Regions from separate parts of the Homo sapiens genome. Here regions 1 and 3 are each linked to region 2. The links are chromatin contacts, found by Hi-C in ENCODE. All regions are on one chromosome and are shown on one strand. Each heading gives the region's core, a stretch centred on a gene start or an enhancer-like site at or near the end of the contact. The rest is flanking DNA. Distances are from core to core; before and after follow the strand shown.

Region 1 (3,735 bases), core at 933-3,432, 3.9 Mb after region 2:
TGGCTGTTGTTCTGCCTAAGAAGCCTGAAGCTGTGCTTGGAGCAAGCTGTTGCTAGGTATCATAAATTAGGGGAATGAAGACTCTACCTAGTTTATCTTCACAGGTCATCTCAGAGTGCCCCAACCCAAGCCTTTCAGGTGAAAATTCTTCGTCTCCCCAGCCAACTTCAGCTCTCTGCCTTCTGCACACCTCTTCCCAGCAGCAGTGGTCACATTTGGTAGGCAGGCAGGGGCCCAGCCCTGACTGAGAACACTGTTGCAAAGACTGAGAAACCGGAAAACACTGTGGCAATCTGCCCTGCCCTGAGGTACTCTGAAGAATCAGTGGCCCACCCCTAAACTTTCCAGCTGTGTGTTTGAGGTGAGAGCCCCATTTCAGAACCTAGAGTGATCTTAGAATCTAGAGTGATGGGAAAACTGTTAGAACATGCAAGCATGCCCTGCTATTTTTTTTTTTTTTTTGAGACAGGGTCTCACTATGCTGCCCAGGCTAGTCTCGAACTCCTGGCCTCAAGCAGTCCTCCCACCTCAACCACATTGGTGCTGGGATTACAGGCATGAGTCACTGCACCTGGCCCCTTGTGCTATTTTGGAGCTGAGGTTAGAGTTTTCCGTCAAAACCAAGAAACTCAGTTATGGATCTATCTCAAAGCTGCACTGGGCTGCTGCTGTAGGTTCAGGGAGTAAGTAAAGCCATCCACCCCTTTGGGCTGAAAGTTCCAGCCCTCTAATTCCCTAATCATTTGGTCTTTCCCATGACTGGCTCCTTCCTGAGGCTATCTAAGACTCCTCATTCATTAACATTAAGTCAGGGAAAAAGGCTCTTTATAAATAACAAAAGACATTCCTATCAGAAAATTCAGGAAATTTTGGCATACTCAAGGGCTTACCAAATATATTTCATAATATACCCCACAGTGGGGAAGTATTGGTACAAATTAAAGAAGAGATGGAGGAGGGCGGGCTAGGCAATGGAATCAGCAAGAATACAGGCCCAGAGGTAAGTATGATAAGAAAACAAAAAATTGAGCTGGGCACGGTGGCTCACGCCTGTAATCCCAGCTCTTTGTGAGGCCGAGGCGGCCAGATCACTTGAGGCCAGGAGTTTGAGATCAGCCTGACCAACATGGTGAAACCCCGTCTCTACTAAAAATTACAAAAATTAGCCGGGCGTGGTGGCGCCTGGCTGTAATCCCATCTTCTCAGGAGGCTGAGGCAGGAGATTCGCTTGAACCCGGGAGGCGGAGGTTGCAGTGAGCCGAGATCAGCCCACTGCACTCCAGCCTGGGCGACAGAGCGACTCCGTTTCAAAAAAAAAAAAATTAATAATTAAAAAAAAAATCGCAGGGCAAGTGGGCGCGCTTGTAGTCCCAGTCACTTCGGGGAGCCGAGGTGGGAGGATCGCTTGAGCCAGAAGGTCGAGGCTGCAGGAAGCCATGATCACGCCACTGCCCTCCAGCCTGGGTGACAGAGTGAGACCCTGTCTCGAAAAATACCAAAAAACAAATAAACAAACAAAAAACCAAAACCAAAAAAACAAGCCACTGACAGTTCTTGGGTATGGTTGAGACTCGAGATGAGATGCCAGTGGGGTGGGCAGTAGAAAGTGCAGAATAAAATGTACATTTGAACTGAGTCACCCTGCAAGGCCTGAGAGGCCAAGGCTTCACTGTGAGTGGGAGCTGGTAGGCTTAGCAGCAGAGGGAAAAGCAGCGTCGAGTTTTGGAGGTCACTCGACTTAGGTAAGAACAGACTGACTGACTGCTAGGCATTTTCTTCCTTTCGTTCAACAAATATTTGTGGAGTGCCTATTACGTGCCAGAAGCTGTTCTGGACACTGAGAAACAGGGATGAAGAAGAAACAGATCCAAGCCTTCCTGAGAGTAACCTCCCCAGGTTTCATGGATGAGGAAACTGAAGGTCGTCCTGACTCAGGCTCATGGCTCCGACCCCGGCTTCTGTGGTTGGAGGGCAGCACCTTACTTAGACTCCCAGCGCACGTGGAGCAGTCTGCCGGTCGGTTGTCTGGCTGCGCGCGCCACCCGGGCCTCTCCAGTGCCCCGCCTGGCTCGGCATCCACCCCCAGCCCGACTCACACGTGGGTTCCCGCACGTCCGCCGGCCCCCCCCGCTGACGTCAGCATAGCTGTTCCACTTAAGGCCCCTCCCGCGCCCAGCTCAGAGTGCTGCAGCCGCTGCCGCCGATTCCGGATCTCATTGCCACGCGCCCCCGACGACCGCCCGACGTGCATTCCCGGTACGGTAGGGCCCTGCGCGCACGGCGCCAGAGGGATGGGCGGGTAGAGCCAACTGCCTCTGGTTCTGCTGGCCTCCGCTGCTCGCGAAGGGATTCCTGCTCCCGGGAGGTGTAGGAGCCGCTTTCCAGAAGCACAGCCCAGAGACGTCTGGGCGGCGGCCCACACAACGCATGTGTTCGGAGCTCGCCGCGCTCTGCTTTTGCTCTAAGCGGGAACCATGGCTTCTGGCCACGCTGGGGAACCGAGGAGGTGGCCGCACCCAAGCAGGGGTCGAAAGCCCGGGTGGATGCGGAACAAGGATATGATAGGCCTTAAGGGTGGGGGATACCTCTGGGCTCGAAATCGGCGGGCGGTGCAAAACTCGAGGTCCAGTTCTCGGAGCCCATAGAGCCAAAAAAGCCTCAGCTTGTCCGGGGCGGGTTCTTGAAAGACGGAAAGCGGCTGAGTACCACGCGGCTTGCATTTTTCTCTTGGGACGCTCGAGAGGTGGGCTCCGTGAGGGCAGCTGCTGCCTGCAGATTATAGGGAGCCCTTTGCGCATTTATTAAGAAGCTACTGGTGTATCTCGGGCTGCGCTAGGCACGGCGCATGCAAAGATGAAGCAGGCAGCATCCCAGCCCTTCCGCACCTCAGACGGTCAGTTGAGTAGGATCCGCCGGTACCAACTCCTCCTTTTAACAAATAGGGAGACCGAAAGCTAGGAGACAGTCAGGGATCTCTAAGTTCCCAGTGAGTAGGAGGCAGAGGTGAGGTGTAGAACTCGTTTTTGCATGTCTCTCGCCTCTAGACGCACCCTTCCCTCATCCCATGCCCTCCCACCTCCGCCCCTACATTAAAGGTAGCATTGGATCCCGGGGCCGTTCAGTGAAGCTAGCAGGTGTCCGCAGGAACTCCCTTCCCCCTGCCAGGCTAGAAACCTTACAAGGCTGTCTAGAAATAGCAGTGATTTGTAAGGAGAGACCCGGCTCCAGCTTGGTGACTCTGGGCTGACTGCCTGCCTAGAGGTCCTCTCGGATTTTTGCCCTTTGGAGTGGTGTCAAAACTAGACGTGATACTTTGGGGATGCAGCCTGTGATATTTCCTCCAGCGAATGCAGTGCAGGGTTGGATTAACAAGGTGGAAAGAATTCGAGGGTTCCACCAAGTAGCTATTAACTCTAGGGCTGCAGGCCTCAGGCCTTCTGCAGCTATTTCTACACTCCCTGTACTGAAACTATTTCTTCATACTGGGCCTGACAGGCCTTTGCAACAAGGATCACGGCCGAAGCCACACCGTGCGCCTCCCTCCCGGTTGGTTAACAGGCCCTGGTTTCTAGTATTGCGATTTAAAGTCTGGCGCTGGCTGCGCGCCAGACCTGGGAGGCTGCCAGCTAGGCTTCACGTTGCTGGCGTCTGCTTCGGGGCATTCATTAGGTCTGAAGTCTGAATCCCAGCTCCCTCCCTCTCACCCACTGAGCTGCATAGCTCCAGATTGCCTCT
Region 2 (3,908 bases), core at 50-2,549:
TATTCCAATACACATCCTCAACCTGTTGCCTAGAGAAAATAATCAGCCACATTAATATATTGAAGTCTACAAAAATTATGACATTTTGAGGAATATCTAAACTATTACAATTTCTTTAGGTTTACTAAGATAAACTGAGATGTTCTATTTCAAACAACCAATATTTAAAGAAGTTCGCATTTTTAATAAAAGGTCTATCGAAGAGATCCTAGAAAAACTTTAGACAAAAATTAAGCATTTCTAATTATAAAGGAATATGAAATATGAGTTTTTTATTTTTGTTTTTTCTTTTTTCATTTCATTCTCAAAATAATATCGAAGTTTACCTAGATCATTTTTTAAGCTAATTTCAGATGGTGGTTCTGAATCCATTGGCACGTTAATTAACGTGTAGCATACGTTCTCAGCCGCCGTCATGGTTTCTGGTTATATTATAACCAATCCTTGACACAAGATTTAAGGATGCCAGAAAATCTAGAAAAATAAACACAGACATATCATTACAAATTAAAAAAAAAAAACCCACAAACAAGTACCTATAGTGACCTTTTAAAGTATTAGAAAGGGCAGGTCAATCTATATCGTGTTCCCATAAAAATAAATTCTAGTAAAAACCACATTATCAGCTCTGGCATAAGGTATATTATCTATCACTCCCTCATCGCATCCCGGTCCAGTGTTTGAGAATGCTGTATAGCCGAATGAAGGCCCACAGAACAGTGACAGTCCCCCCAGCCACACCCCACAATGTTATGGACCGTATGGTTTTTACACAACACACAATCTGCATGCTCAAGTTAAGAGACCTTGTGCCTGAATACTCTGCCAAAACCCTAAAGCGCTTTATCGCGGTCCTTGGTGGGTTCCGACTCTATGTCCGCGGGTCCCTTAATCAACGCGCTGCACCCCCACCTCGCCCCACCCGCTTCCTCCTCCCCTTCCTCCAGCAAAGCAGCCCTAGGCCTGAAAGGGTACGCCTAGGGGTCTTGGGAGGGAAAAGACCCCCGGCCAATACAAAGGACGGGATGGAGCGTCCGACCCGGAGCTTCCTAGCCCTCCGCCCCCACCCCGACCCGCACCCCCACCCGTACCCCCACCCGGTCCCTTCTGCCAGGCCCAGACGCAAGCGGCCTAGTCGCTCCCCTTCCGCATCTTCCAGCTAGAAAGCCAGTTCTTCCGACTCTGCCCGACCCACCACGCCTCTGGGACTGGGGGCTTGTGGCCCACTACCAGGCTCCGAGGGGCAGTGGTTTGGTGCAGCCGCGGATCCGTCTACTGCGGCTCCGTCTACTCCGGCTATGAACCGCAGCAGCGGCGGCGGCGGCTCCAGAGTCCTTGGCTGACGTGGAAGGGGGTGGGGTAACGACCGAAGCCACAGCCACCTAGCACCTACGGCGACTCAGAGAGGACATGCTTTCTTTGTGCAGCGCTTGCGCGCTGCAAGTATATCCTATTTTCTTCCTCTTCTCTTGTCCAGGGTTTGATTAGGCCGCAGAGCAATGAAACCACGTATTTTCTAGTTTTCCCTGCAAGCCAAGCTCTGAGTTAAGCACTATGCTAATTTAAACGCTAACTGGAAATCGTTCCTTCTTCAGGAACAGTCAAGGGGAGAAAGTGCTTGGAGAGAGGGAAACTTTTACAGGGCTCTGTTCCCGTGAAAAAGAGCTCTGGACTAGAAAGTGGAAACCCAGTAATCCTTTTTCTTGTCCACACCCTAATAAACTGGGAAAGTAACTAATACTATTGGGAAGGTAATTCAGTTATTTTATTAATTATCACTAGATTAAAATCCATTTCAGTTCTTAACATCGCTAGTAGTTTGAATCTGCCTCTCTGCAGGTAGGGCTGGAGTTATTTGAAAATCCAAAGTCACATTGGTATAATTTCTGCTTTTTATTTAATAATGGCCTCTTTCCGTGATCCTTTCTGAGCACCCAGTAGATTAGAAAAAATTTTTATGCATAAAGGGAGACAGTCACTGTTTTAAAGGATTTTACGTATCTCCAAAGACCTGTTACAGCTGCAATCAGCCATAGTACTTTCGGTTTTGCCCATTTGAAGTTCCATAGCACGCCCCGCCCCTACACCTCCCTCTGCCCACAAAAGGGTTTTATGGCCAATTATTAATAACAAAATATCTTAAAGCTTAAGCAAAATACTGCGAATAAAAACAGATCTGACGGCAACTGCCCTAGTTAACAGGTTCATCTCAGGAAGATGGAACACCAATAGTACCTCATTTATGTAGGATCTAGCTCTTTTGAGCTTTCTCTTTTTAGAACCATCAAGCAATCTACAAATTCTTTGAGCACCCAAAATTGTATTCAAAGGCCATGTGTTGACAGCACTTTAAGAGTGCCTCTCTGATTCTGTGCATTCATTTTTTTTAATATTTAATCTTAATGGTAGAGTGACATGAATACAGAGATCCCATATACTCTTTACCTAGTTTCTCCCAATGGTAACATCTTGCATAGTTATAGTACAATATCAATTTCAGGAAATTGACAGACATAATTCACCCAGCCTTGTTCAGACTTCACTAGTTTTACATGTACTCGTTTTTATATTCACTTGTAGACAATTTTATCATGCTTATATGTGTGTAATCACCAACACAGTCGAGACAGAACAGTTCTATCACAAGGATTCTCATGCTGTCCTTTGATAGCCATAGCCACCTCCCACACTAACCTGTGGCAACCACTAATAATTCTCTATGATTTTTATCATCTCAATGTTATATAAATGGAATTATACAATGTAATCTTTTGAGATTGGATTTTTTTACTGAGCATAATTCCCCTGAGATCAATCCCGGGTGTGTGTACAACAGTTTGTTCCTTTTCTGTGTATTCGTTTTTAACATGGAAGTTTTACAAATGCAGTTATCTGGTTTCCAAGCCCACTTAACTTACCAAAAAGTGACAATCTGTCAGCAAGAAATGAGGCCAAAAAAGGTATAAAAACTAGATTTACAGTAAGAAAGCTCAGTTTAGGGCCATCATGGTGTAGGACTTAAACCGTACAGACTTCATTTGCCCCAGAGGTTCATTCTGTTACAGAATAACTTTGAGGTTTCTCATGACCCCAAGTCATTAAGTTCTAAATATGAAAAGGCAAGAAAATGTAATGTTTTACATATTACTTTAGTTAGATCTGAACCTACAATTGTCATTGGCAGTGCATATATTTTTCCATATTCTTAAGTACAAAGCTTTTTGAATGGGTATAAGGACCTTAATATTAACCTCATTAACTCTTCCTGATCTGTTGTAAAATACACTTTGTTTGGGCTGTTTTACTCTAAGATGTAATTATATAATTTTGAATGCCTTTAAATTATAAATGCAGAGCAAAGACCTTGTCATTTTATCAAGGACCATAGAAATTGTGGTATCTAAAAAGTCAAGGCCTAGAGAATAGGGACTTGCCCCAAATCATGTAATGGCCAAACACTGAGTTAGAACTAGGACCTGAATCCTGTCATCTACGTTATTATTTTTATTTTTTTGAGACAAGAGTCTCACTCTGTCACCCAGGCCGGAGTACAGCGGCATGATCATAGCTCACTGCAGCCTCAGACTCTGGACTCAAGTGATTCTCCCACCTCAGCCTCCTGAGTAGCTGGGACCACAGGTGTGTGCCACCACACCAGGCTAAGTTTTAAAAATTTTTGTAGAGATGGGGTCTCACTATATTGCCCAGGCTGGTCTTGAACTGAACTCAAGCAATCCTCCCACCTCGGCCTCTCAAAGTGTTGAGATTACAGGCGTGAGCCAACACACCCAGCCACTGCCTTTTATTCCATGCCAGTTCTTCAGAGCTGCACACATACATGCTCAATAAATTCCAGGTGAATTGAGTATCTTTGTATCAAAGTGACAGGCTTTATAAAACATCATTAG
Region 3 (4,274 bases), core at 466-2,965, 3.8 Mb after region 2:
TTTAAGTGGCCATGTTACACATTGATTCAACAGAGCAAGTGGTCAACTAAAACCCAAAGAAATTGTTTACATAAATAAAATCTTCTTAGCCAGTAGCTACATACAGTAGAACTGAGCTCAAATTGAAAGCTGCTATTAATCAAATGCAACAATGGATATAAAAAGTACCTAGAAATGTACAAACAGTATAAAGAGGAACAGCAGAATGCTGATAATTGTTCAAGTTGCGTTAAGTGTACATGAGGGTTCAATTTATTATCCTACTTTTGTCTGCGTTTGAAATTTTCCACAATAAAATTTAAAAAATATATACATAATATTGTACAAGCCTTCAACAGCTCTATTTCTTGAAAATCTGTTATCTCCTCCCTGCTTCTTTTTCCAGCCTTATTTCCCATCTTAACCTCTCTATTCTCCAACTACATTGGACTCGACTCTTTTTTTCTTTTTCATTCCATAAACTTGCTGTGCCTCCATGGTTTAATATATGATGTTTATGGAATCTTCCCCCATTTACCAAAACCCTACCTTTCTGCAAAGCTGAGTTTAAATGTTACTTCTGTGAAGGCACTCTACCAAAAACTAAGAACATAGAAGTTGGCGACAAATGCTTAACCAAAGTAAATGAAACAACTTTTGGGAGACTGGCTTGCCCAAGGATCACAGAGTTCATAAATGGTAGAGCTGAGATTAGAATACGCGTCTCCTGAATCCAAATCTCATCTTTCCATTATCGTAAAATAGTTCAGTGTTTGTTGCTCACACATCAAATGCAAACATGTTTCTCTTTTGCCCCAGTAGGTGCGTGGAGGAAGAGGAGAAAGAAGTAAGAAAGATAGCAAAAATTGAAGAAATGAGAAGGGGAAGTTGCAGACTGCCTCATTTTCACAATGGGATCTTTCTATCCAAGAAGAAATGATCAGAAAACAACTCTCTGCCTCAGACAAATGGCGACTGACTCATTTATACATTCATTCATTCAACATTCTGAGTGCCTACTATGTTCCAGGACCTGAACACACCGCTAGAGACACAGGGATGAACAAAACACAATCCCTACCCACAAAAAGCTCCTTGCCTAGTGGAACTACTACCTTTTTAACAGCAGTAACTTTAATATCTTGAGATTTCTTGAGAGGAGACCCAGTAACCAATTTTCAAAGCCAGGCTCACAGACCAGCAGCCCGGAGGTCCCAGCCCAGCTCCACCACATCCAGGGCAGTACCTCGCAGCTCTCAGTAGATCGGATCTTGTCTCCCGGCTTAGCGCCGGGGAACTCACCGCGCACTAAGAGCGGAACGTGAACTTCAGTCTCCCCTCGCGTTCCTCCCCTTCCTTGCTGACGTCATCCAGGAGAGCCGCAGACTGGAAACAACGCTACTAACGGCACTTCCTCATCACGTGACGAGTCACGCCCCTCCTTCCGCGTGGTCCCTCCCCCTCAGGCCGCGGTCGCGATTACGCTCTCTACGGCCTGCGACCGCAGGGCCGTTGCGGGCTGGAGACACGGCGCCGACTGGAACCGGAGGAGCTCTAGGCCAAATGGTTGGGCCAGCCAGGATCCCAGGACCCTTCGCCGCTCGAGACCGGAGAGAGGAAACGAAACAGGCGGGAACCCGTGGGGGAGGGAGGGAACTAGCGGAAGGTGTCATGGCGGCCGCGCTCTTGAGTCACGTGCCCAGGGCCCGCCTTGCTACTTCCGGTCACGTGCCCTCAGACTCCTCGCAGCCAGCGATGGAGGCGAGACCCCCTAGTAACAGAGGCGGTGGCTACTGCTGCGGCCACTGGGTTTCGGCCTCTTCCCAGCAGCGGCTCTAAGAAGCGCAGCGGAACTCGACCGGATCCAACCCAGTTAGTTACTTCCTGTCTAGAGTTGTAGCTTCCACCTGGTAAGTTTAGACCGAAGAATGCAGGCGGGCGGGTGGGTGGGCGGGTGAGGAGCTGACAGGCCTGGGGGCCGCTGGACGGCGTGGATTCTACCCCTGTTCCCAGCGTCGCTGTCGCCGTCCTCCCAACGCCCAAGCCTGGCGTCTTGTTTGCCCTTATCCCGAGGCGAGGAAGAGGCGACCCCTAATCTACTTGTCTAAAGGAAACCTGCTCTTAAATTGAGAGCAGGTTTACCCAAAGCCAGGATCAGATTTGGCTTATGAGAATGAAGTGGAGGCCTCTCCCAGACAGAGAAGCCCTTCCCGTCAGGAAATGTGCTGTTGAGTCTGGGATTCTGTAAGAGAAAAGCTGTCACCTTGTTGTCTGCACACCTTTTGCTTCCACCTGTCAATCTTACCTCTCTTAAAAACCTTAACACGTGCCAGTCCACACACTCCTAGTTTTGGTCATTTGATTGTCGTGTAATGATGAAAAATAGACCATGAGTACCTGGATATATGTAATTATTTTGTAAATCCCCCAGTGTTCTCAAAGGCCAAATTAAATAAGGAGGTGACTTTTCTTATTTTTTTTTAAGAGACAGAGTCTTGTTCTGTCGTCCTGGCTGGAATGCAGTGGCGTGATAATAGCTCACTGTAACCTCGAATTCCTGGGCTCAAGCGATTCTCCTGCCTAGACCTCCCAAAGCGCCAGAATTATGCTACAGTGCCTGGCCCCAAATGACTCCTAAACTCCAATTTTAGCATCAGTAAAATGGGGATGGGGAAAGAAGATATGAAAAATACACCCTTTGTCCATTTGAAGACCCAGTCTTAAAAACAAAAACAAAAAAAAAACTGAGTGGTTTGAATGAAATGTGCTTTGCAGTGAGTATTGACTCCATACAAACCAATATCCAGACTTGTGATTTTCAAACATTTTAAAGGAGTGGAACAATTTCTCCCCATGAATTTTTATCTGGAACCCAATATATAAAGCAGCATGCTCTGGTGGAACTAAATTTAAAAGGGCCAGGCCCCACCACCCCACTTAACTTCTATCCTAGAGGCCACTCCTTGGAACACAGTTTGAAAACCACTGAACTGGACTTAGGTAATTAAGCCAAAGTTGCCAACCTTAAGATTTTTTAAAAGACAAAACCAGAGCAGTTGAGATGGAGAGGTCACAACCGCAGGGAAGGTAACCTCTAGTAGCAGGCCTTGGACTTAGAGAAGGACTAAACTCTGGAGAGAACTTTGTACCTGTTAGCAGGCTTAAGTCCCTCATTCAGAAAGGAGAAAAAAGAGATGGTCTGCTATCCTCACTCAGCCGACATTTTTTTTTTTTTTTGAGACGGAGTTTTGCTCTTGTTGCCCAGGCTGGAGTGCAATGGCGCGATCTCTGCTCACTGCAACCTCCATCTACCGGGTTCAAGGGCTTCTCCTGCCTCAGCCTCCCCAGCGGCTGGGATCACAGGCGCACGCCACCATGCCTGGCTAATTTTTGTATTTTTGGTAGAGACGGGGTTTCACCATGTTGACCAGGCCATTCAGCCGACTTGTAGCAGTGCAACAGATTGGTAAGTTTGAGTCTCTCTTAGGTGATATAAAATACACATTGCAGTACAAATGTGAAAAAAAATCAAAGCAAATTCAGAGAGGGCTTTTGAAAAATACTAGGAAACTTGGTGCAGTGTGGGAGAAGAATCAGTTAAAAGTAGTGAAGCCAGCGACCAGCACCAGTCCTGGGTTGTGAATGCTTCCTGTGTGTACTGCCCTCAAGGCTTGTAACTTCTCCCTGCTGGTACCATGTGTCCTGCCCTCTGATAACCTGCTTCTCTGTGCTATTTTATTCCCTACCATCAGAATGTTGTCTGGCATACCTTGAGCTTTCCTAGCATTTTGGCCACCATTTATCTCTGCCTTATGCATACTGCTGATAGAGATGTCTTTGTGCCCTTCCTTTCTCTTTCCTGCCTTCAGTGTGGCAGTATCAGCCATTGACCTAGTAGTTCCTCTTTTCACCACTTTGATTACCAACTGATTACTCTTCTCTCAATTTTGGTAATATACTCTTGTCAGCATGCAGTATTTATTAATGGATATGAGCATATTTTCTTCTGTCATGCATCTCTGTCGCATTTTCCTCCTGCCTCTTCCCTGCACTGCTGTAAAATGTACAAGTGCTCAGTCCTAAAATTGCCACATCAGTTATTCTCCTTAATATCTTCCTTGTCTGTGAAATTATCCTTAAAACAGTACATTTTGGTCACTCTTTACATACTTATAAAGTTATTCCCTTTAATGCTGAATTGTTCAAACACTTTTGGATTGCTTGATGGCAAGCAGCATTCCAAATCTCCATTTTTGTATGCTGGCAGATATAACAGTGCTCTCTAGTAATCCTTC

Evidence for each region. A loop is a pair of places that touch in the nucleus more often than their neighbours do. Pooled maps may share reads with other maps.
Region 1: a pooled map shows a loop between it and region 2 (6-fold over the local background). The contact joins the promoter of LDHA here to the promoter of COPB1 in region 2. A Hi-C loop is called at or near these places in 8 of 50 pooled maps.
Region 3: a pooled map shows a loop between it and region 2 (5-fold over the local background). The contact joins the promoter of GTF2H1 here to the promoter of COPB1 in region 2. A Hi-C loop is called at or near these places in 6 of 50 pooled maps.

The regions. Positions count from the first base shown.
Region 1 is chr11:18,392,381-18,396,115 of GRCh38, forward strand. LDHA (lactate dehydrogenase A) reads left to right here and starts at 2,183. Exons shown (of 8, transcript NM_005566.4): 1 at 2,183-2,256. RefSeq lists enhancers at 1,478-2,142, 1,789-1,878, 2,143-2,808, 2,189-2,278, 3,543-3,735 and a silencer at 3,039-3,088.
Region 2 is chr11:14,498,512-14,502,419 of GRCh38, forward strand. It overlaps COPB1 (coat protein complex I subunit beta 1), which reads right to left and starts at 1,300. Exons shown (of 22, transcript NM_001144061.2): 1 at 1,196-1,300; 2 at 327-474. The coding sequence starts at 417. RefSeq lists an enhancer at 1,422-1,521.
Region 3 is chr11:18,320,852-18,325,125 of GRCh38, forward strand. GTF2H1 (general transcription factor IIH subunit 1) reads left to right here and starts at 1,716. Exons shown (of 15, transcript NM_005316.4): 1 at 1,716-1,889. It overlaps HPS5 (HPS5 biogenesis of lysosomal organelles complex 2 subunit 2), which reads right to left and starts at 1,289. Exons shown (of 23, transcript NM_181507.2): 1 at 1,095-1,289. RefSeq lists enhancers at 787-1,736, 874-2,073, 964-1,263, 1,274-1,693.